Regions from separate parts of the Mus musculus genome. Here all the other regions are linked to region 2. A link is a loop called in an ENCODE intact Hi-C map of the cell type or tissue named here. Cell type or tissue: heart. All regions are shown on one strand. Links, peaks and the distances in the headings refer to the core of each region. The heading gives the core; the rest is flanking DNA.

Region 1 (8,513 bases), core at 392-8,391, 240 kb after region 2:
ACAGTTAAGATTGGCAAGGAAGGCACCCATCATGAGTCCTAATGTCAGAAAACTAATCACACCGTGTTTTAGAACTGAGAGGCAAACGTGTGTTAGTAACCGACTTTTCTGGCTTCTCCTGACAATGATGGCAATTCCTGGGGAACATTTTCTGGGACACATCATTTAAAAGCCCTGGAGAGAGAGAGAGAGAGAGAAAGAGAGAGAGAGAGAAAGAGAGAGAGAGAGAGAGAGAGAGAGAGAGAGAGAGAGAGAGAGAGAGAGAAAGAGACAGAGCAATCAATGCTAGATAGTTGCCATGAATCCCACAATTCCAAGTTATTCACTCATACTAAGTTAGCCAAGGCATGTAATACATTTAAAACTCACCTTGAAGAAAATTTCACAGAAGCTTCCACATTTCAGTAATTCTGGTGAGAAATAAGTTTGTTTGTGTTTTAAGCAATAAACTTCAACAACAAATTGATTCCAGGGGCACCTGCCAAGTTCCTCTAATATCCTGTTAGCTATTTGGGAAACAAGAGAAGACCCTTCTTCTCCAGGCTCGAGGGTCAGGTGACAGGGTCCCTGATAACCTGATCCTCTATCTCCACCGCTCTCTTTTCCATGATCACAGACAAACCTGCACGGCTGGAGGGGCATAGGTTTCAGTGGCCACGCCTCTACATACCTCACTGGAAGCTGCTGGCTCTAAGAGTTCCTTGCTCCTTCCCTCTGGCCCCCTCTCTCCCTCTCAACAACTGGATCACATACGTGTGCTGTGTATGTTCATCTTTGGGGCCCTCTTTTCTTTCTCCAAACAATGTTCCTGCAGCGATCAATGGTTATAAATTAGAACAGACAGTCTTGACTTCTTTGGTGTTCTGTGTGAGACCACAAACCACCAAAAGATTAGTTCTTTTAAACCTAAAGTCAAAGTCAGAGCCTGTGGATCAAGAAAGGGATTAGCCCAGTGTGGTACATACCTTTAACCTCAGCACCGGGGAAGCAGAGGCAGGTGGATAGCTATTAGTTTGAGGCCAACCTACACAGCAAATTTCAGGCCAGTCAAGGCTGAATAATGAGACCCTGTCTCAAAAAAGAGGGAGGAGATTGGAAAATTTAGTTTATATATACTTTCATGAAAATGCTCTTCTCTAACCCACTATGATTAAAAATGATTAAAGTATGTTTAGTTTGGAATTGGGTGTAAAATAAAGACTTGGGATCCATTTAATGCGATTGGCATATGTCTTAGGGTTTTATTGCTGTGAAGACACCATGACCAAGGCAACTTTTATAAAGGACGACATGTAATTGGGACTGGCTTACAGTTTCAGAGGTTCCGTCCATTATCATCACGATGGGAAGCATGGCAGCATCCAGGCAGGCATGACACTGGATGAGGAGCTGAGAGTTCTCCATCTTGATCCACAGGCAGCAGAAGGGGACTATGCCACATTGGCCAGAACTGAATATATATGAGACATCAAAGCCACCTACAGAGTCATAATGCCCTTCCTCTAACAAGGCCACATTTCCTAATCGTGCCACTCCCTGTGACCAAGCATTCAAACGCACGACTCTCTGCGAGCCAAACCTATTGGAACCACCACAACATGTGCGGGACATTATGTAACTGTGGTAAACTTCTATGCCACATGCATAACTGACATAAGGTCTATGCTGGGTTGTGAGACGATAAAGCAGGGTCTGGAGTTCCTTTGGGCTTCTCTACGACGCCATTGGACAAAAAAATTGTCATTGGCTGCACATTAAACCAAGGGTATACAACAGCCCACAGATTGCATTATATGTTTATTTTGTGTGACACAGCCACACAAGCTGTCCCAGGCCTCAGGCCGTGGGTTAGACCCTCTAGCTCTGGAATTTTCACAGTCATACTTAGAACAAAATGAACAATTTACAGGAGAAGGGAGCTCTTTGGGTTCTGGTTTCATAGGTGCCCGTCCATCATGATGGGGAGGCGTAACCAAGCAGCTTTGATCATCACAGTGGGACAGGAAGTGGAGAAGGGGGAAGGCTGGCTATCTCCTCTTCCCTCAGTTTTAGTTTACCCTATCCTCCAGGGCATGGAATGGTGCCATTTGTATCCAAGGTGATATGGAATGTTCTCACAGACACACAGGTGTGCCGCACCCACCGTCTAGGTGACTCTAGGTCCCCTCAAGTTGACAATGACTACTGAAACTCACTGGCTTCAGGAGTTGCTTGCCAAAGTTTGCCCTAGTTGGTTCTTGACCACCCCAGGATCTCCTACCTACAGAGTATTCCAATTTCACTCAAGTGCCTGAGTCTATTTCAGTGCCCAAAGTTTCAGATTGTTTTAGAACTGCTCCTTCTTTTCAAGTCAGACACAGGGTCTGTCTCCAACACGTACCATCATCAAGGGAAATGGCAGCCTCATGAGCTCTCAAGTGACACCAGGTATAACCAACCCACGGCAGAGGCCCTCTTCGGCACAGCCCCATGTAACTCAGCTCCTGTTTCGTCTCACTTAGGATTGTTCATGGACTGCTTAGGCTTTCATGCATTCACTCAACAAACATGGAAAGGCTTATTTTTGTTGGTAAAGTACTAATGACAAGAATGTGGATATAGAAGGCATGGCTCTGGTGTCACAGGCTTCGCAATACTGTGGAAAAGATACTCTGGTATGAATTCAAGGGCTGTAGATACAGATCTCAGTGGTGCTTTTTCTGGGCTCTCTGATTAGAAACGGACTAGGGAACCCATAAAGCAGGGATCTGTCTAGGCTTGCCCCAGGCCTGCGGCCCAGCTGTTTCCAGTGCCTCTCTGGACCACGTGACTCTACCAATCTTGGAAGGACTTTGTAAAATGATCCTTTCTGTGTGTGTCAAAAAACGCAGTCATCCCAGATTCCATTGCTTACAGAGGCACTTCAGGACCAAAGGCATGTGATTTTTTTTTTCTCAATGAAAAAAATAGTTTTTCATAAGTTAATGTTTTTCCTTCGAGACCTGGGCGCCTTTTCCTTATCCAGCCTCTGCTTGTGGGGCTAATTAGATTTGAAGGGTAAAATAATACCAGACGCACGGTTGCGTGTGTTACATGAGAAATGTATTAGCGGGAGCCAGAGGTTCTAAGAAGTGGAGCCCAGCGTGGGCCAGCCTGACAAGAAGAGGGGCGTCATTGTGAAGACACCAGGCTGTTTCCCAGAACCAGAAACAAACGTGGCTGTGTATGATGTAAGCTCCAAAAAGTCACTAGAAATTTTTCTGTCCATCTTTCTCTCTCTGCCCCTCTATTCCTCTTCCTCTCGCTCCTCCCCCCTCCCCTCCTCTCTGTGCTCAGCTTCCTCTGCCTGTCTGGTGCATGAGATTAATCAAATGTTGTTAGACTCGGCTTCCAAACTTCCCAGGTCACAAGCGCATACATAGCAGCGGCTCCCTTTGGTGAGCTTTGGTCAGAATCCACAGGCAGCTTTGTTCTAACGTCAGTGCTGGAAGCTGCCTTTTGAGATGCTGGGTAGCCTCTGAAGAAGGGGAATATTCGGAGCAGGACGGATAAAGCCAAAAGCATTGACTGCGCCTGGGTCTACACCCAGAGCAGCATCTATAATCCCTCTGTAGATACACCTCTGACTGGAGATGGTCAGAGGGACCTTACCCTGAACCCATGTGGGGGCAAATGCTTCCAAACAGCTCCAGATTTAGACCTCAACAGAGTAGTTGACTTCTAGTTATAACACTCACAGATAATTCTAGAATTTGGGGGCAGTCCTTACCCTGGCTTAGCCTTTCATTTTCTACTTAAATTAGAAGCTCTTGAGGCAACTTTTAGTTTTTTGAGAAGCCGTACGATGGGAAATGGAAAAGGTGTGCCAGTAAGATAGTCAGACAGTGACCACAGTGGGGACCATTGGGGAGAAGCATGGGACTTATCCTGAAGAACCTTCTGGAACCAGGTGGGGATGTTCACTCTTGGAGCTGGCTGCTTGACAGAAAGGTGACCCTCCCAGGCACTGTAAAAAACCTGGGGGAGGCTCACAAAAGATTCACAGAGCATAGACAGGCCGGCCTGTTTCTTACCGTGATTATTCTTGTGTGTGGCGGGGGATGAGTAATAGGAATTTGAATGCTCTATATAGAGAATACTCTGAATTGTTTTAGCAAAGAGAAAAGAAATGCTTTGCTGTGCTCTGTACTTTTTCCCCCCAAAGCCTTTGAATTACAATTTTGTGTTGCTAGAGTTCTCAAGGCCACGAGCCTGGGGAAGGTTACTGTGCCTCTCTGGTGGAAATGCCAGCTGCTCTACCACAACAGGAACTATGCGACTCTTCCTTCGCTCCTTCACTTCTGCGCTAAGTCCTGGAACCTAGTTAGGGGTGTGGTTCTGGGCTTCCTCTGCTTCTCCAGTGACACCTGCCTGTGCTGATATGTGGTTACCTCTGCCTATGTCACCATGATCTCTGATACCACCACTTTTGCTTTCCAAAGTCTTGTCTGGAGTTGTCACAACAGGCTAGTTCTGACTTGGCAGAGCGTGCTAACCGGGGTCAAAATGGGCGCATTTGGCTCTTTCCGTCTCTAGGGCCAATGTCTCCAGCAGGATCCTTTAGTTAAAGTCTTATGCCACTTTGACAGTTACGTGAGTTACAGCTTTTCTCAATCTCTATGGCTGGTTTTGGTGCTAATAATTGGTAACATTGAGCCATGCAAAACCAGGCAAATGTCCATACAAGAGTCATGACACAGGTCTAGACATGCATAGCTTTTACTTATGAAGGGAACATCAAGTGGAAGATTGGATCATTAGGACATACATAATGATTGTGATTGTCATGAATAGGTCATATTTAAGTAGGAGGTGACAGATTTAATATTCTTAGAAGGTATGTTTAAGACATGCCCCCCAAGATAGCCTATGGCCAAGAATTTGAATCTAAAGGAGTTCCCCCTTCACAGGCCAATCCACAATTGTCTTTTAAAATATATAATGAATTAATATACATGTCCAAAGAACTTAGAAAACCTAGCAAGGAAATAATACAAAACTCTAAAAATGAATTTAGAGTGCAGCTCTGCTTGTGGTTTTTCAGCCGTAAGTATTAATGCCTGGGCAAGGCATGCTTAGTCAGGCCATAAGTAGCTGCTGAAGCGTCTCAGGAAGCCTCCTGGAGAGGTTTTTGGACCTTCAGGGGTTTTAGGAGATAATGGCAAGACTGCTTTATTATGTATGATTATGCTGGAAAACACATTTTGATGCAGTTGTAATTACTTGATTTTACTTTACCATTTGGTTCGTTCTTGACTTGCAAAAAGGAGCCAGGGAAATTAAGCTTCTCTGGACAAATTGGAGGAAAGGGGGAAGAGTTAAGAGAAAGTGAAGGTCTGAGTTGGGACGAAAATTATCTTGGGGTACAAACAGGGTAGAAGGGGAGTGTGGGTAAACCAGGCAGAGCTACCTGGTATTTCTTTCGGTTGTGAATATCACTGGTAGGCTTTCACATCTTCTGTGAGTGGGCATAATCGATTCAAAAGAGCATGGTACTTGTCAGTGCCATGATCCTCAAAATATGGTCTCTTCAAGGATGCAGATCTCCTAATCGAGTGGAGATAAAAGCATGAGTCCTTGCTTTGATGGATGGTGAACACCCCGTAGGATGCTGCTATCAAGTGTCGCTAGACTAGCAACTATTACTCCCTGCTCTGGGATACCACGCTAGGGAGCCCCAATGGTTCTTCACTTACAGATGTGATGCTGTTGCTGGTGGTAGTGGTGGTGAGACAGACAGTCAGGGTCAGTCCGAACTCAAGTTGGAATTCTACTGTAGATTTCAATGAGTTCAAGGACTCAGATTGGTCTTTCAAAAATCCAGCTACTGGTGTGGTAACCTGCACAAGACATGAACAAGATCAAACCAGCTAAAAACCAGCTGGAAAGCCCAGATGGGAAGCTCCTCTCTAGGCTCCACCCCTCACTGAGGAGCTATTGGCAGTTGATAGCCGCTGGGGAAGAGAATCTGTCTTTCTTGAGGTACTTCAACCACTGGGTTCCCATGTTCCATTGGATAGCCCAACTCCCATGCACATATGGACAGCACTAGCTGAACTTAGTAGGCTATTTAAGAAAGAAAGAAAATGAAGTTGGAAAGGGCACATCATGCTGAGGGTTACGAAAGTAACTGGAGAGAGAAAACAGGGGGTGGATATGGTCATATTTTGTTATGATAGTTATATGAAACTCTCGATAATAAAGAGGAATTACAATGTTACGAAATCTCTAGCTGCTGGAAACTGGAACTAGTCAACCAATCTTGAAATGGCCTTACCAGAGGGTGGGGATATAGCAATAGGGTGCGGGATTTTTCTGTGGAAGGAAATGAGAATCATTTGATGATTCTGTAGCTATTGATTTCACAGTTCATTTTCTGCCTCAGCTCTTATTCATACCTATTGATTAACAAATAAAAGAAATAATACTTATGTAAATATTTTTTAAGATTAAGGAAAATTCCCTACTGTTGGTTACATTAAACTTGGATATTTGCACAGGCTATCTCTCTCTCTTTGAGAAGCCCATCTCATACTCTGTTGTCTCACATCCCCCATAAGGTCTGTGGTTATTCTCTACCAGGAATCTTGCATTCTGTCTAAGTTTATCTTGTTAGACTCATAGATTTCAGTGAGTTACTTCCTTACTTGCTGTCCTGGCCAGTTTTATGTCAACTTGACACATGCTAAAGTTTGTCTGAGAGGAGGAAACCACAGTTAAGAAAATGTCTCCATTCCCAGGAGGCAGAGGCAGGCAGATCTCTGTGAGTTCAAGGCCAACCTAGTCTACATAGTGAGTTCCAGGACAGCTAGGGCTATTACACAGAGAAACGCTGTCTCAAGAAGAAGAGGAGAGGGAGGGAGAGAAGGAGGAGAAAAGCAAGAGTCCGCCATAAGAGTGGGCTATAGACAAGCCTGTAAGACATTTTCTTAATTAGTTATTGATGGCCAGGGCTCAGCTCTTGTGAATGGTGCTACGCTGGGTTGGTGGTCCTGGGTTCTATAAGAAGGCAGGCTGAGCAAGCCATGATGAGCAGGCCACTAAGCAGCACCACTCCAGGGGTAGGTCCTTTGCATCAGCTACTGCCTTCAGAATCCTATCTTGTTTGAGTTCCTGTCCTGACTTTGATGATGAACATTGATATGGAAGTATAAGACAAATAAAACCTTTCCTCCCCGACTTGCTTTACATCGTGGTGTTTCAGGAGGCAGCATTAGAAGCCCTAATTAAGCAGCTGGGCAGTGGTGGCACACTCCTGTAATCCCAGCACTTGGGAGGCAGAGTCAGGCAGATTTCTGAGTTTGGGCCAGCCTGGTCAGAGTGAGTTCCAGGACAGCCAGGGCTATACAGAGAAACTCTGTCTCGAGAAAGAAGAAAAAAAGACACCCGCTGCCCTCTAACTTGGGAAGGTTTTAAGACATAAAAGCAACCTATGTATCTTGGTTTCTCCAGCGTTGTGGAGCAAAGTCACCACAAATGGTGCTAGTGGCAAATTTAGTTGAGGGAATCTAGGGGATTGGCCTGTGACTTGAAGATAGTTGTGGTTTCTAGTTTCTCCATCTGCTGTAAAGTTCTGGGGTTGTGGGGAAGGGAACATGAAGTATTTCTGTATACAAAGGAGTCTCCTTTGTTGCAATTTCTCATGTAGCCGGTTGCTTCTTCCTTTTCTTCACTAGGGCTACACAACCTCAGTCCATAGAGCAGAGTTTGGGGGGTGCCTGTGTGGTTTTTAATGTTTCCATTTCAGGTCTCAGGACTTAGAGACTGAGTTGTATTTGGTAATCTTATGCACTTACCAAAACATCAATTGACCAATCATTGACTGTGTGTGTTGGAGGGTGTAGAGGATAGATTCAGCTGTCATTTCTCAGTCATCCACCTTTTGAAATGGTCTCTGACTGGCCTGCAGCTGGACTGGCTGAGCAGCAGCCTCTCTGCTTCCTCAGCACTATGACAAGCTCATGCCACTGTACCGGGTCCTTTTATATGGGTCCTGGGGCTCAGAGTTCTGCTCCTCCTGTTTGCACATCAAGCACTGAACAATCTCCCTAGCCTATAAATTCTTATAGTTTATGGGAAAGACTAATGTGGGCACTGGAGAGGTGGATCCGTGGTTAAGAGCACTTGCTGTTCTTCCAGAGGACTGTGGTTCAATTCCCAGCACCCATAGAGCAGCTTACAACTGTCTGTAAGTCTAGTTCTAGGGGACCTGACACTCTTACCCAGACATATATACAGGAAAACACCAATGTACATAAAATAAAATCCTCATTTTTAAGAAAAGCAAAAAAAAAATCCCTAATATTAAGTAATCCTTGATTTAGAATTTGGCCATGTAGACATGTAACATAAATCAATTCAGTTAGGAGAAAAGGAAAAAACAAAAACAGAAACAATGATAGGCAGGACTGAGGGGAAGAAAAGAACAAGCTGCTGAGGTGAGGGGACTGTTTCTCCATGATCGCAAACCTGAATTGAGTATGAGCTGGGAGACT
Region 2 (8,513 bases), core at 222-8,221:
TAGACATTAGGTTTATTTCTGTACATTTGGGGTGAGAGACAAGCTTGTTTCTTTTTTCTCAGAAGATCTTAATTTTTTTTATTACATCAATTGATAGTGTGCAGTATGTATTGTGTAGTGTGTGTGTGTGTGTATGTATGTATGTGTTTGTGTGTATATGTGTGTGTGTATGTGTGTGTATGTGTGTATGAGTATGTGTGTGTGTATATGTGTGTGTATGTGTGTGTGTATATGTGTGTGTGTATGTGTGTGTGTGTATGTGTGTGTGTATATGTGTGTGTGTATGTGTGTATGTGTGTGTGTAGTGTGTGTGTATGTGTGTATGTGTGTGTGTAGTGTGTGTGTGTGTGTGTGTATGTGTGTGTGTAGTGTGTGTGTATGTGTGTGTGTGTGTAGTGTGTGTGTGTGGTGTGTGTGTATGTGTGTATGTGTGTGTGTGTATGTGTGTATGTGTGTGTGTGTGTGTGTGTGTGTGTGTGTGTGTGTGTAGGTCAGAGGACAGTTTGCAGGAATCAGTTCTTCAGTTCATTTCTTCCACAGTGTGGCTCTGGGGATCACTTTTGGATCATACTTAGCAACAAGGAGCTTGTCCTGCTGAGCCATCTCGCCAGCCCCTGTCTCTCTCTTCATCTCCTGGGTGTGGTATAGTGGCTAGGCCTCCCCTGCCTTGTCTCCCGTCATGATGTATTGTGGTGCCACAGGGCCAAGACCCACGGATGGAGACTTTGAAGCTCCTAGCCTTTCCTCCTGCTAAGTTGTTTACTGGCAGGATTTTGTCACAGCGGTGGAAAGCTGACTCACGATGAGCTGATCTCAGATGTCAAACGATTTAATCAGAATATTTAAATGCTGCAGAACATCATGTTTGACAGTGATGGAATTAAGCTAGAAATCAATACTAATAATAGACAAAAAAAAATTTGAGAGCTCCCTAAATACCTGGAAATGAAACAACATACTTTTAACCCAATCACCAATGGAAGGAGAATAAGGAAAACTATAAAATATTTTTAAAAACTGAATGAAAATCAAAGCACAACACATTAGAATTTGAAGAGAGACGGGGCTGGGATCTCAGTATCTCCCAATGGCCTAATGTTCTGCCAGGCCCTGTCTCTTAAAGGTTCCAAAATGTTTTAGTAGCAAAATGTTCTGGGAACCAGGTCTTTGGAGCACAGGCTTTGGGGACATTCAGCATGTTGTATGCTGCTGAATATACCATGTGAACTTGAGAAAAAAATGTACATTTGCCAGTTTTGTATTAAATGTTTTAGAACTATGAAGCCAAATTGGTTGATTTTTAAAAAAATTTTACACTATGTATATGTATACATATACATAAATACACATACAGTGTGTGTGACACATGTGACAGTCAGAGGACAGTCACATGTCACTTCTCCCTTGACACTCTCCTTCCCCCAGCCATCTTCCTGTCTTTCTTTAGGCAGCAGCTCTCTATGTAGTATAGGCTGGCTTTGCCCTTGAGACTTTTCCTTCAGTTTCCTGAGTGCTGATATTCCAGACGTTCTTTGGACTTTTTCTGTTGGATTTAGAGCAGTGGCCTATGATGCTCAACTTGTTACGCCCCTCTTTGTTTTTATTTTTCGTTTTATTTTTAAAATTGGGATATAATTCACTCATTCTAAAATCAATATTTTATTTATTTTTTTAAGTCAGTACAAAAAGAAATATTTTTGTTAAAAATCTTGGAGGACAACATTTTGTTTTATAAAGACTTATTTATTTATTTTTATATGGGTACTGTATTAGTTAGGGTTTTACTGCTGTGAACAGACACCATGACCAAGGCAAGTCTTACAAAAAACAACATTTAACTGGGGCTGGCTTACAGGTTCAGAGGTTCAGTCCATTATCATCAAGGTGGGAGCATGGCAGCATCCAGGCAGTCATGGCACAGGCAGAGCTGAGAGTTCTACATCTTCATCCAAAGGCTGCTAGTGGAAGAGTGACTTCCAGGCAACCAGGGTGAGGGTCTTAAGCCCATACCCACAGTGACACACCCATTCCAACCAAGTCACACCCATTCCAACAAGGCCATACCTCCAGATGGTGCCACTCCCTGGCCCACGGATATACAAACCATCACATTCCACTCCCTGGCCCCCATAGACTTGTTCAAAAACATGAGTCTGGGGGTGGTGCATACTTAAACAGCATAATACAAAATGCATTTAGTTCAACTTTCAAAGTCCTCATAGTCTATAGCAGTCTCAAGAAAGTTAAAAGTCCAAAGTTCAAGATCTCTTCTGAGATTCATCCAATCACTTAACTGTAATCCCCAAAGCAAGGCAGGAAACCAGCAGGGCAAACTCCAAACTCTGCATCTCCATGGCTAATGTCAAAGTAGCCTTCAGATCTCCACTCCTTTTTCATCTTTGATGACTGCAACAAACTGCTTTCTCTTGGGCTGGTTCCATTCCCTGTTAGCAGCTTTCCTCAGCATGTATCCCATGGCTCTGGCGTCTTTAACATCTTTGAGTCTCCAAGGCAATTTCAATGTTACAGCTTCTTGTTTCAGTGTCTGGGATTCCACTTGATCTTTTGGACTCCTAAGGGCTGACATCACTTTTCCAGCTCTGCCCTCTCTAGCACTCTAAGCTCAGGTTGATCCACTTCACTACGGCTGCAGTTCTTGGTGATCACTCCATGGTACTGACATCTCCAATACACTGGGGTGTTCCACTCCAACTAGGCTTCACCAATAGCCTCTCATAGGCTCTCTTCATGGTGCCAAGCCTCAAATCCTTTGCATGACCCCTTCAGTCCTGGACCGTCAACTACAACTGAGGATGCACCTTCATCAATGGCCTTCCATGACCTCTCACAGTGCCAAGCCTCAGCTGCTCTTCATAACCTTCATGCTTTCAAAACCAGTACCATCTGGTGACTTTTACACATTACCAAGCCCAGCCGCAGCACGAGGCACAACCTTGGCTATCTCTGGAACACAGCTTCTTTGTACTCCCAAAAAAAACAATTCCCAGAAGATTTCACCTCAGTGATGCTGGTCTCGTCTTAATCATTGCTGGTTTCTTAGCTCCAGCTAACCAGCATCAATTGTCCCAGTAGTTCCTTCCATTCTTAACTCTAGAGCCAGAGCCACATGGCTGATGCTGCTGAGTTCTGCTGCTTGCAGGAACTAGAACATGACCCCCTTGTACTATTACATTGTCACTGGCTTTCTGTTTTCCAAATCCTTCACTACCTAAGCTTGGTTATCCTGGATCTTGATCTGTAGATTGACCTTGAATGCAGAGATCAGCATGCCTGTCTCCTGAGATTAAAGGTGTGTACCACCTTGGCTGGATCTAAATTTAGCTGGGTAGGATCTTGCCCCAAAGTCCCACTCCCTTAATCTGTTATCTCCTAGAACATAGAATTTTGCTCCATTTCACTTCCTGGTACCCCTTTAATACTCGAACCATATATTTTATATTTTTCCTTTCTAAGCTTGCTATGCTTGTTCAAACTTCTCTTCATAAGACTTAACCAGAGGACAAAGTCACTGCTGGGCTTTTTTGAGACTTCCTTTGTCAATGCAATTCATCTGAGTCTCTTCACCTTAGGCTCAGGCAGACTTTTCAGACAAGGGCAAAAGTAGCCACATTCTTCACCAAAATACCACAAAAACAGTCTTTATGCCACATTCTGAAATTCTTCTTTGAAATCTCTTGGGCCAGGTGAACACAGTTGAAATTACTCCCAGCAACAAAGTCTTCCATATTCCTACTAGGATGACCCATTAAGCCCCATTTAAAGCATTCCACTGAGTTCCAAAATCCAAAGTCCAAAAATCCACATTATTTCAAATAAAAGCATGGTCAGGCCTATCACAGAAATATCCCACTCCCGGTACCAACTTCTGTATTAATTAGGGTTTTACTGCGTGAACAGACACCATGACCAAGGCAAGTCTTGCAAAAAACAACATTTAATTGGGGCTGGTTTACAGGTTCGGAGGTTCAGTCCATTATCATCAAGGTGGGAGCATGGCAGCATCCAAGCAGTCATGGCACAGGCAGAGCTGAGAGTTCTACATCTTCATCCAAAGGCTGCTTGTGGAAGACTGACTTCCAGGCAACTAGGGTGAGGGTCTTAAGCTCACACCCACAGTGACACACCTACTCCAACCAGGTCACACCTATTCCAACCAGGCCACACCTCCAGATGGTGCCACTCCCTGGTCTAAGGATATACAAACTGTCACAAGTACACTGTCACTGTCTTCAGACACACCAGAAGACGGCATCAGATCCCATTACAGATGGTTGTGAGCCACCATGTGGTTGCTGGGAATTGAACTCAGGACCTCTGGAAGAGCAGTCAGTGCTCTTAACCGCTGAGCCATCTCTCCAGCACAGTGAATACATGTCTTTGGAAGACCGTAGAAAATGAACACAATGAGATACATGGAAATGGCTTCAGTTACCAGCATTGAACCAAAATCAGCATAAAAGAATATGAATACAACTGTGCAGGCAGTGGTCCTGGGATCTTGGAGGTGAGCTAGATTCTTGATCTCTGTTATTACCAGTGAAAAATGAGCCCGAGGTGGTTGTCTCTTGGTTGCTCTGACATCTTTCTGTCCATCAAAGAGGAAACTAATATCAGGATCACAGCAGGAACACCCGTTTTAGCAAAGCTGATAGTCACACTGCAAGGGGCCTAAGGCAGACAGCCTAAAAGCGCGAGACCTGTTGCTGTTATTATAATGTTTTAAATAAACAACTCTTTATCTATAAAGAGTATCTATAGCAGTGTTTCCAGTTCCTAGGACAGACCCTCAAGAAATGGTTCTGCACCAGCAATGATGTGTTTTCCATGTACTCTAATCCAGCATTTATCAAACTCAGCACACATACAAGTCTCCAGGGAGCAGAGAAGATACAGATTCTGGTTAGAAGATGGAACTCGCTAAGGGTCACACCTTGAACTGTTAATGTCTGGTACTGGCAGAGCAGAAGCAGTTACTCCAAGCTACCACAAGAGGGTGCCCCGAGCAAACAGTTCTGCAGCTCCGTAGCCTAGCACAGCTCCACTATCCCGCCCCGCCCCACGCAGTTACTTACCGCTCTAGCGGTTCATGGAGGCACAGAAGACATCCCAGTATTCTAAAGGCAGGCTTTCCTTCAAGCCATATCGCTAGAGAATTCTCTAAGGTTATCCTCACACAAAACAAGAGACATTCACTTGTTTTTAGACAGCTCTGTACTATAATTGTCAAATAAGAAAACTATTAAAAGGAATAGATAGAAAAATAATAGTGATGATGATGATGGTGGTAATGGTGCTATCAGTTAGCTAATGGGACATATTAAAAGGGCACATCAGTTTGTTCTTTCATTTCGTTCCCAAACTGTCCCACAACATAGACAATGCTCTCATGTTAAGGGAAAGCCATTTTTTAAGACACATCAATACGATGTTCATATTCTGGAAGTTATAAGTTGGAGAACATAAATTGAAATATGTTTCATGTTTTCCCAAATCCATTCTCTTTGGTGTGGTTCTTGCATTCTGGAAGTTTCCCCTGGGTTTGAAAATGGCCATCTGTGATTCTCAGTTTGTTATATTCTTTTTTTTTTTTTTTTTTTTTTTTTTTGGGTGCAGCGAACTTTATTGATGGTATTCAAGAGAGTAGGGAGGGCTCCCTAGGCCCCTCCTGTTATTATGGGGGTCTGGGATGGAAATTGTGAGGGAGATGCTCAGTGTTGGGGGCCGAGTTGGGATAGGGCCTTTCTCTTGCTCAGTGTCCTTGCTGGGGTGGGTGGTCCAGGGTTTCTTACTCCTTGGAGGCCATGTAGGCCATGAGGTCCACCACCCTGTTGCTGTAGCCGTATTCATTGTCATACCAGGAAATGAGCTTGACAAAGTTGTCATTGAGAGCAATGCCAGCCCCGGCATCGAAGGTGGAAGAGTGGGAGTTGCTGTTGAAGTCGCAGGAGACAACCTGGTCCTCAGTGTAGCCCAAGATGCCCTTCAGTGGGCCCTCAGATGCCTGCTTCACCACCTTCTTGATGTCATCATACTTGGCAGGTTTCTCCAGGCGGCACGTCAGATCCACGACGGACACATTGGGGGTAGGAACACGGAAGGCCATGCCAGTGAGCTTCCCGTTCAGCTCTGGGATGACCTTGCCCACAGCCTTGGCAGCACCAGTGGATGCAGGGATGATGTTCTGGGCAGCCCCACGGCCATCACGCCACAGCTTTCCAGAGGGGCCATCCACAGTCTTCTGGGTGGCAGTGATGGCATGGACTGTGGTCATGAGCCCTTCCACAATGCCAAAATTGTCATGGATGACCTTGGCCAGGGGGGCTAAGCAGTTGGTGGTGCAGGATGCATTGCTGACAATCTTGAGTGAGTTGTCATATTTCTCGTGGTTCACACCCATCACAAACATGGGGGCATCGGCAGAAGGGGCGGAGATGATGACCCTTTTGGCTCCACCCTTCAAGTGGGCCCCGGCCTTCTCCATGGTGGTGAAGACACCAGTAGACTCCACGACATACTCAGCACCGGCCTCACCCCATTTGATGTTAGTGGGGTCTCGCTCCTGGAAGATGGTGATGGGCTTCCCGTTGATGACAAGCTTCCCATTCTCGGCCTTGACTGTGCCGTTGAATTTGCCGTGAGTGGAGTCATACTGGAACATGTAGACCATGTAGTTGAGGTCAATGAAGGGGTCGTTGATGGCAACAATCTCCACTTTGCCACTGCAAATGGCAGCCCTGGTGACCAGGCGCCCAATACGGCCAAATCCGTTCACACCGACCTTCACCATTTTGTCTACGGGACGAGGCTGGCACTGCACAAGAAGATGCGGCTGTCTCTGGAACAGGGAGGAGCAGAGAGCCAGTTTGTTATATTCTTGTTTTATTTGTTTGGTTTTAGTTTTTTTGTTTTTGTTTTTGTTTTGTTTTGTTTTGTTTTTTGAGACAGAGTTTGTCTGTGTAGCCTTAGCTGTCCTTAAATTCACTCTGTAGACCAAGCTGGCCTCATATTCAGAGATCTGCCTGTGTCTGCCTTCCAAGTTCTGGATTAAAGGCATGCACCACGATGCATGACTAGTTTGTCATACTCTTAAATTTTGTTTTAGAAATGATTTATTAACATTATTTCATGAGTATGGACATTGTGCCTGCATGTTTGTCTATGTATCATGTGCATGCCCGGTGCCAAAGATGTCAGAAGAGGGCGTTATTGGATTCCTGGAATCGGAGCTGTAGATGGTTGTCAAATACAATATGGGTGCTAGGAACCCAATCCAGGTACTCTGCAAGAACAGCCACTTCCCTTAACCACTGAGCTATCTTCAAAGAGAAGCTGGAGAGATAGGCTTTGATGTGGGTGCTGGAAACCAAACTCTTGACATCTAGCTATGAGCTTTTGCCTTTAACAGCTGAGCTATGCCCCGGCCCTGTAATACTCCTTTAAAACTGAGTTACGTGCTATAAAAATCACCTTCCAGAGAGCATAGCCAAGTGGTATTAGCATCTTCACAAGGTTGTTTAATCACCACTACTAACTAATCTGGGTTCAGAATGTTTCAGCACCCCCCAACCCTGCACCCTAAAACAAACAAAACCCCTGGATATTCATTAGCAGCCACTGTCCGCGCTCTTCCTCCCAGACCCCCCAGAACCACGAATCTACTTTCTGTCTCTATAGGCATTTCCACTCTTCGAACTGCATTTAAGTGGACTTAGGATTATGCTTACTGTGGTTGTGTGCCTTGTGGAGTGGAGGTGGGCTGTGCACAGTTCAGTTTCGATGCAAGCTGAGGAGAAGTGAAGAGTGAAGGAGTATTTATAAAACCTCTCAGAATAACAGAGAGTCAAGCCAAGCCCCAAAATTCTGATAAAGCAACCCACTAGCCAGGACTTCATGGCCTTGCTTTTGAGGTGGACAGACAAATGCTCAGCAGCGTTACTGAGTGTGCTCACACTTGGCACACATGGTCTTGGGTGAGGCCCACAGCCCTGTATTGGGCACTGACAAATCAGTGTCCACGGACTGAGCGGCCGGCTTGGTGTCACATGGTCACCGAGTGGCAGTACAGCGGGTCCCACATAGCCCTGCTCCAGAGTCGACGCTCATGTCTCTGAACTTCAGCGACAACCTGGAAGCATCCTCCTGTCCTTGTTGTGTGTACATGTGTTTGTGTGCGTGTCTGTGTACGTGCCTGTGAATGCAGTGTGGGAGCGTGCACGCAGGCAGGTGGAGGCCAGAGGACAATCTTGGGTGCTACCTCCCTGGTGCTATCCACTTTATTATTTATTTATTTTGGAGACAAAGCCTCTCATTGGCTTGGAACTCCCCCATGTTGGCTATGCTCTCTTTGCATTGCCAGTGGCAGGGTTACAAGCGTGTCACTATGATTCTGGTCATTAAACTCAGGTACTTTGCTGGCTGGAGAGATGGCTCAGTGGTTAAGAACATTGACTGCTCTTCCAGAGGTCCTGAGTTCAAATCCCAGCAACCATATG
Region 3 (8,513 bases), core at 200-8,199, 65 kb after region 2:
TGTATAGCTACAGGAAAAAAAAGATGTTAAATACGCATCGAGCACATTTTCAACAAAATGAAGAACAATGAGCAAGGGGAAAGCTGGAAAATTGTCTACTCCTAACTGCAGGTGCCAAACACCACTGCCCTGATGTGTGTACCTCTGCCCAGCTCCCCCAAGCTGATGTTGTTGTGTTGTTTCGGGCCATTGTCACACTTTTCTCCCCAGTTGGAGCTATTGAAGTAACACTTTTTCTGTTTCTCTCCAGCCCCTTCTAATTACATGCTTCTATTCCTAGTAACCTGGAAAACACGAACCAAGCAAGCCCGAGGCTATTGCTAGTCACATGTCCCGTTTGTTCACTTTGAATCAGGGAACACTAAAATCCTTTTCGGAGCAATGGACCTCACCCTTCCTCATCCTCCCAAGCCATAATGCTACCCAGAATTCCAGGCAGCTCCCAGAATCCCACATGGTTCTCAATGTTAGTATTCTTATTCAAAAGCTTATGCAATACAATTTCAGAAAACTACCACTATGTTACTTCCCTCAGATGGCTCCTTTTTTTCTAGACCACCAGGTTAAAGATGTTAGGTCTGGTGATAGTTTTTACGCTTGCTAACACCAGACAGGGCCAGGCATTTAATACTCCAAACTACTGTCTCTTCATCTACAGAAGGCGATACGAATAAAACAACACAAAGGTAAGCAGCCGCCATCCTCCCCAGAAGGTGCAAGAGTCTAGGGTCCACAGATAGTGGGCAGCCCTCAGGAGTCAGCAAATTGCTGATATAAGCAACCTGACCCCCAAAAGGAATTACAGTTCTCGTGAATTACTTAAGAACCTTGTGCCCCAGAGGATGGTTCCATATCCATGAGTACAATGGCGGCATAGCCGGCAAGCTTTTGATTTTTTTTTTTTTAAAGAAACATATGCAGTTGTGCTTGGGCGGGGAGGTGAAGGGATCTGTATACTCACTCCAAGGACCAATTTTGTTATCTGTAAGTTACACTCCGTAAAACTGACTTCAAGAAACAAGAAGAGGAAGAAAGGGGAAAGAACTGAGTGACCAAACCGTCAAGCACTCCTTAGAACCCACGCTAGAAGACCGAGATGTTTGCACTGAATATGCCATGGGAGACTGTCTTAGGGTTTTACTGCTCTGAACAGGCACCATGATGAAGGCAACTCTTATAAGAACAGCATTTAATTGGGGGCTGGCTTACAGGTTCAGAGGTTCAGTCCATTATCATCAAGGTGAGAGTATGGCAGCATCCAGGCAGGCATGGTGCTGGAGGAGCTGAGAATTCTACATTTTCATCTGAAGGCTGCTAGAAGACTGGCTTCTAGGCAGCTAGGGCGAGGGTTTTAAGCCCACACCCACAGTAACACACCTACTTCAACAAGGCCACAACTACTCCAACAGGGCTACACTTTCTAATAGCACCACTCCCTGGGCCGAGCATATACAAATCATCGCATGAACCTTATGATGAACTATGGCCATGGGCCTGGGGACCCAGAAGCCTGAATGCTAAAGCTTGTGACATGGCATGGGCCAAGCTTTGATCCATGGCTGCCTTTCAGTATTCATTTTTCTCTGTTCGTGGGAGTACAAGCACATAACTTGGGCTGTATTCCTGGCTGTGCTGAATGACGTCTGCTTTGTCCAGTCTCTCTGGAAACTTACTTGGGACACCATATGACTACACTGTGGACAAAGACTTGAGTGGAGGAGGAGCCTGAGAACCTTCCTGAGAGCTGACTGGCACCACAGGTCCTTGGCTTTTCTTTGCTCCTTCTCCCTATGTGAGGACTGAAGCATAGACAGGAAGACTGGAACTGGTAAGGCTGAAAAGAAATGATTTCAGTAAGGAAGCCCCTTGGAACAGAATTTTGTAGAATCCAGGGTCTTCTAGCTTTTTGAAGACACTTGGTAAGTTAGCCCAGGACTGAGGATCTCTGACTTTTTAAGCGTAGGTCAGGGCCAGAGAAGATGGCTCAGTTGGTAAAGTGTAAGTGCGTTCTCCAGCATCCATGTAAAGAAAGCTGACCAAGTAGCAATGACTTCTTTTCTTTCCTTCTTTTTTCATTCATTCTTTCTTTTAAAAATCTATCTGTCTATCTATCTATCTATCTATCTATCTATCTATCTATCTATCTATCTATCTATCTATCTATCTATCCATCCATCCATCCATCCATCCATCCATCCATCCATCCATCCATCCATCTATCTATCTATCTATCTATCTATCTATCTATCTATCTATCTATCTATCTATCTTATCTATTTATCTATTTTACATTCCAACCACAGTTTTACCTTCCTCCTCTCCTGGTAGTCCCTCCCTGCCCTCCTCTCTTCTGCCCTCCCCTCTTCTGTCCTCTCCCTCGTCTCCCCTCCCCCATCCACTCCTCTTCTTCTCCTTAGACAAGGGCAAGCCTCCCATGAGTATCCATCAGCTGTGGCATATCAAGTTGCAATAAGACTAGGCACCTCCTCTCCTATTAAGGCTGGATGGGGCTAGCAAGGGGAAAAGAGTCCCCAAAACAGGGAACAGAGTCAGAGACAGCCCCTTTCCTCCCACGGTTAGGAGTCCCACAAGAAGACCAAGCATGGTACAACTGTACCATGGCGGCACTGATTTGTAATCCCAGTGCTGGGAAAGAAGAGACAGGCAGATTTTTACTGGTCTCTGGCCAACCAGTCACACCAATCTGTGAGCTTCTGGTCCAGCTGGTGAGTATGAAAACCTCCCTGGAAGGATCCAGGGAGGATGGCAGCGGGAGAGGCATGAGTGCTAAAGGCTTTGATGATTTCCTACCTGTCTCCAAGAGCTCTGAGGAGACAGGAGCATATGTGGACAGACAGCTCCACGAACACCCACTGGTCCTGACTTTCCAGCTCACTCCCTAGAGAGGGAAGGCAGGAGTCTCTATTGCAATTACTCTGTTTTCTTTATCTTGATAATGGGTGGGGCCCTTTCCAGCCTGAAGTCCTCACCTGATGCTGGCTCCTGCTGAGTGCCCATCTGTATCCACTCTCCTTTCCAGTCAGGTAGAAAATCCTTTCTTCAAGCCTCTGGCTAAGTAGAGCACTCAACTTTGCTTTGATTGTTTATCTTTGAGAAAGTCTTAACTTTACTTTGTACATTGAAAATGTGTTCTTCCTCCTCCTCTGCCTACCCAATCAGCGTTGGGATTACAGGGGGTGCATATCACTAAAAGATGCAAGTAAATTACCAAGAAAATCACAAAAAAACCCCAGTAAATTTTGGGTTATTCATAGAGTTCTGCAAACATCACAAGTAAATTTAAGATCATCAGACACTGCATATTCTGATAAAGAATTATAATGGAACAAGTCATGCATGGGTGGTGGCTTTAATTAAAGGTGCGCTTTTAATCTCAGCACTGGGGATCCCGGCAGAGGTAGGTGGATCTCTGTGAGTTCAAGGCCATCCTGGTCTACAAAGAGAGTTCCAGGACAACCAGGGCTGTTACACAGAGAAACCCTGTCTCGAGAAACAAGCAAAGAAACAAACATTTGTGTGTGTGTGTGTGTGCGCGCGTGCATGTTTTGAGTATGTATTTGTGGGTGGATGGGTGCGACAGGACATGTGGAAGTCAGAGGACAATTTTATGGAATTGCTTCTTTCCCTTCCACCTTGATAGAACTCAGGTCTTCAGGCTTACATGGCAAGCACCTTTACCCACTGAGCCATTTCTCTGACCTTATTTATTTATTTATAACATTTTCAGCCATGCGAGGGGGGGGGGTGTCTCCCCTCCTCCATGCATTGTCTTTCTCTTTTAGCCTGGAGCTCAGCTACTGCAGGGATTGATGGCTTTGCCTAGATTGCACCCAACAGCCCTCCTAGTAGACGGACCAGGCAATACGTGGAGACACTGAAGCTTGCTCCACTCACTGATCATTGCAGTGGGTGAGGGACCTGTTAGTAGATACCTCTTCGAGTTGTCGTGGGCAGAGAATCATGCCTGGGAGTGACAAGGGTGTGAAGCTTATTACCACAGGGTGGGGCTGAGGTAACTTGGAGAATCATATCCAATCTAACAAGAAAACAGACGTCGTTCAAGAAAACAGACCAGGGAGGGACATCTGAAGAATATCTTCCTGGCAGTCAGGAGATTGGAGAATATGGAGTGTCACTGAGAAAGGGCGTGGGGTCGCCCGAGTGGAAACACCGCATGAACTTGCCGCAGCGCCGCTGGAGTTTCTCTGGTACCTCCCGCAGATACCGGCTGCGCTGGCACAATGGCGTTTCACAGTCTCAGACAAGCCCCACTGGTGGCAAGGCTTGCTATTTCGCAGAGGCCAGAAGCCTCCTGCAACTTCTAGGTGGCGACAGCTGCCACCTTGCCGAAGACTCCATCGTTTCCCTACCGACCTTAGACTGTGCCACCCGTCGCCACCGCCCCTCACCCCCTCCCACGCTTCTTCCGGAGCTCCGCCCGGCGCCGCCGTGGGTCCCAGGGGAGTCGCGGGCGCACCTGGAGCCTCAGGCGCCCGGGGGACTAGGGTGCGAGGTGGCCGCCTCCCCGGTCGTACAGCTGGTGGCACGCTCCCTTTAGGATCCCCTTAAGAGGCTCGGTCTAGCGCCCAGCGAATAACGTTATCCAATTGCTTCCCGTTTTATTCGCAGGCTGGGAGCTGCGAGAGCCTGAGCGTTTTCTTGCCAGTGCTCCAGGGGAGGAGGGAAGCGGGCGGGGACGGGGACGGCTTGGCTGCTCCACCTAGCGCGCGGCCAGAGTGCCCCGGCCCTGGCAGAGGCCAGCAGCGCCCGGAGCCCCGCAGCAGCGCGCCGGGCTGCCCGGAGCCCCGCGATGGAGTGAGTATCCCCGCGCCGTGCGTCGCTCGCTGCCTCTCTGGGCATGTTGCCATGGTGACCGATCCCCGCTCAACTCGGTCCAGCCTGGGTGTTTAATTTCAGTCCAGTGTGTTCGTCTCGATGTTTCTATAGCAGCCTCTGCGAAGCGGGTATCGGGCAGTCCTGAGCCGCGGGGATTTGTGCCACTGCCTTGGGGTACATGGTGGGTCAGGTTTCTAAGGAGCCAGATCTGTTCTGAGCTCCTCTGGGTTTTTGCCCCGACCTTGCCTTTCTTGGGGGAGTTGGCCTCAATAGCCATTACTTCCGATTCTGACCATGTCAGCATTATTGGACTGCAGTTAAGAGGTGTGTGTATGTGTAGGGGGTGTCACTGCGGATTCGAAGCAGATGTGGTGTAAGCAAGGATGATGAGTTGTGGGAGATATGAGCCAGAACTGGCTACTAGAAGCCACCAGCGGACCCACAATAATTGATTTGCTCTTGGGGCAATCGGAGAAATGAGACAGAAATGTCCTAGCGGCAGTCTGAGGTTCAATGTCAACGTTGGGCATCGCCCGCATTGCTTGCTTGAGAGGGTGGGGAAAAGATGGCATGGAGACAAGAGAGGCGGTAACCAGAAAGATACAATGAGGGCTCCCGGTGTGGACCCCGACTTAGGGTGCTCGGTTCTCTGTCTTTGCATCTCCCAGTTCCTGGTCATGCTCCTAAGCTGATACTGCAGTAAGGTTCGTGTGACAGGCGTTAGCCTGCCTCTCCAGGAAAGCCAGCAATTACATCTTTGCTCACATGGTCAGTTACTCCCTCTCTTCCCACGGATACTCACTGACTCCGAGGCCATATGAAATAATATTTCAGGTTGGAAATAATGTCATGTTTTAAGATACCAGGGTCTCCATGCCAGACCCCCAAACTCGAGATTCAGCTTTTATTTTCTGCATAGCCAGTTGTATGTATAGATGCAATCTAATCCTCAACCTGCAGGAAGGAGGAATGAGAGGTGGTGTGGGAAGTTAGGAGTGAGCTGGGCTTGTAGAAAATAGTGCTTGGCCGGCAACAGCATTTGTTGATTTCCTTCACCAGTGTTTTAATGGCCATAAGCCTCAGTTTCCCCAACTGCACAACAGGAAAGATATTCCTTATTAGTTAGTGTTACTGAGGGGACTGGATACTGTTTGCCTCTCCTTTGAAGGGCTTTGTAAATCATGAGGACAAATAGAGGAGTTAGAGGTTAAGAGCGGGCCTCCAGAGTCGCGTTGTCTGGGACTGAGTCCTTTGACACATTGCTGAATAATGGCAGTCTCTCAGGTTTCACTTTCCCACCTGGAAAACGAAATAATAAGAGCAGCTGTTTTGTGCAGGGTTTTTTTTGTTTGTTTAGTAAATATTAATCAATTTTTATACATATACATATATGCACACATGTGCTAATACATATATACACATCTTAGAACAGACCCAGGACAAAGCATGCTTAGTAAGTCTCACTTAGTGTCTGTAAGTAGTATCTATTGTTTATTATTATTGCTGTAGTCTCCAGATTTCTCTGTTGGCAGTTTTCAGGGTCTCAGGTTGGCAGAAAGCCAGTTTTTAAACAATTTCCATAATTTAAAATATTTATTTATTTATTGTGTGTGTGTGTGTTTGTGTGTTGTGTGTTCCATAACACATAGGCATGGAGGTCAGAGGGCAGCCTGTGAGAGTTGGTTCTCTCCCTCTGCTGTGTGGATCCTGGGTCATTAGGCTCGGCAGCACATGCCTTTACCTGCTATGTTAGCTCTGCAGACCACAGATAGTTTATAGAGAAACACAATGTCCTAAGGGCAGCTGCCTACTGCAGTTCCCATGACGACATTGTAGAAGTGAGTATTGGGGCAAGCTCCTGCTATTCAGTACAGAAACTGGGCAGCTTGGCCTCTGGAATGCTTCTTCCCCATTGGTCACATTCTTCACTATGGATACGGCTCTTTACCAGGGATTGAATGCTGGCCCAGTTGTCTCATAGTGTTGGGTCCATGGCAGCCTGTTTTTGTTGTGTGGGTGAGGAACAGTGTCTATGATAATGCGTCTATCCTAGACTAGCATCTGGTCTCTATAACTGTGGCTCAGACTCTGCAGGACTCCCCACTCTTTTCTCCTGGTCTTAGCTATGGTTGGTACCAGGTGTGCCTCCTTCATACCTTCCTCTCTCTATAGACCCTGGTCAGCCTGACCTTGGCTTTTTCACCCCACATGACATTTGGAAGTCCTTCTTACCTTCCCTCAAACCTAACTAATTTCCAGCTGTCTGTCTACCATACTCTCCTCACTTCCTGAACGTGAGTAGCGTTCCATTCCTTTCTTTCCTGCACGATACTACATTTTTCTGGGTCTAACAAATTTTCTCAAACATCAAGCCTGGCACTTGGGCGGTGCCAGTCTCATCCCTCAGCTCATCCCAGGCAGCCAGGCTGCTCTGATATGAGTCAGACAGTCCCAGTCCCCTTCACTTACTGTGACCAGCTTAGATTTGTGAAAAATCAATGTGAAGAAGGAACACATCTGGATTAGCTTCTTCATTTCATCAAGGGTATTTGTTGAGATTATCAATGGACGATAAAACAGTCATGATTCTCATGGCATAAAGTTCAAAGTCATGAAAGGGTGGATGCGAGACCAGTAAGCAGAGGGGCTATATGATGCAAGGTTTAACACATGCTGTGAGAAAAAAAAGGATGCAGAGGAACTGATGGGAAGAGCGTGGGGGTTGGATGGGCTAGCCAGGGAAGCTACCAAGCTGCCTTGAGAAATGGATATTTAACTCGAGAGCTAAAGGAGGAGTAGAGTTGGCTGAGTGAGGCGTGGAGGGAAGAGAGAGCCATGAAAGCAGCATGTGCTAAGGCCCTGAGGCAGGAGTTATCTGGCTATGTTGGAAGAACTGAAGGAAGGGTGGTGTGTCTGGAGCTTTAAAGAATGAGCAGAAGATGGTCCAGGGATAAGGCTGAAGAATCGTGTGAGTGTGTGTTTATGTAAGTGTGTGTGAGTGGTGTGAGCACGTGTTGACATCCGTGTGTATGAGTGTGTGTGAGTGTGGGTTATGTAAGGGTTTGTATGGTGTATGTGTGCACGTGTGTGCACACACGCATGCACTCAGTTGATGGTTTCTCTTCTACTGTGATAAAAATATTCTGTCCAAAATGACTTAGGTGATAAAGGATGTAGGTTGGGGTATAGTTTCGGCAGTGGATATCTTCTATCATGGCAACGAAGGCATGAAGGCAACCTGTCACATTGTATCTGCTGCCCAGCAGAGGAATGAGAATAGCAGGTTGGGCCAGGCTGCCCTGCTCAAAGCCTGCCCCACCTAGGCTCCTCCTAAAAGTTCCATAACCTTTCCATAACACAGCATCACCACCTGGTCATCACGTGTCCAAACACATGAGCCTGTAGGGGGCATTTCACACCCAACCCTTCAGGGAAAAAGTAAGCATTAGATGCTTCATGAGGTTTCAGATTTCATCCTGAGTGTTTCCCAGGGTTGCTGAAGACAACGATAAAACGTCAATTCTAGAAATGACATAAAACCCCTAAACCTTTTTTCTTCTTGAGGTATTTAAAACAGGTGACTTAGAAACAGTCACAACCAACCAACTACCTGGGAGCTATAAGTGTCTTCCCCAGCGAAGGGGACAATCAATTTA

Evidence for each region. Peaks named below come from ENCODE experiments on the same cell type or tissue, not always from the same donor. Only the 100,000 strongest peaks of a DNase experiment are listed, where the experiment ranks them.
Region 1: it touches region 2 in a loop (10-fold over the local background); 18 of 42 quality-filtered maps call a loop at or near these places.
Region 3: it touches region 2 in a loop (2.2-fold over the local background); 2 of 42 quality-filtered maps call a loop at or near these places.

The regions. Positions count from the first base shown.
Region 1 is chr4:57,608,663-57,617,175 of GRCm38, forward strand. The region is part of intron 2 of Pakap (paralemmin A kinase anchor protein); the gene reads left to right. It overlaps Gm52699 (a long non-coding RNA gene), which reads right to left. Exons shown (of 3, transcript XR_003955212.1): 2 at 5,715-5,858; 3 at 5,325-5,565. Among named protein-coding and RNA genes, the nearest start is that of Gm52699, 9.2 kb to the right of the region's middle. In heart, for the core only: no CTCF peak of the experiment used is centred there; no DNase peak of the experiment used is centred there; H3K4me3 peaks cover 330 bases; H3K27ac peaks cover 686 bases.
Region 2 is chr4:57,365,147-57,373,659 of GRCm38, forward strand. It overlaps the pseudogene Gm12537. Among named protein-coding and RNA genes, the nearest start is that of 1700042G15Rik, 5.1 kb to the left of the region's middle. In heart, for the core only: a CTCF peak has its summit at 5,004 (motif pointing right); no DNase peak of the experiment used is centred there.
Region 3 is chr4:57,429,721-57,438,233 of GRCm38, forward strand. It overlaps a transcript of Pakap not described here. Among named protein-coding and RNA genes, the nearest start is that of 1700042G15Rik, 70 kb to the left of the region's middle. In heart, for the core only: a CTCF peak has its summit at 4,737; a DNase peak (open chromatin) is centred at 4,821; H3K4me3 peaks cover 1,751 bases; H3K27ac peaks cover 1,092 bases; H3K27me3 peaks cover 5,271 bases.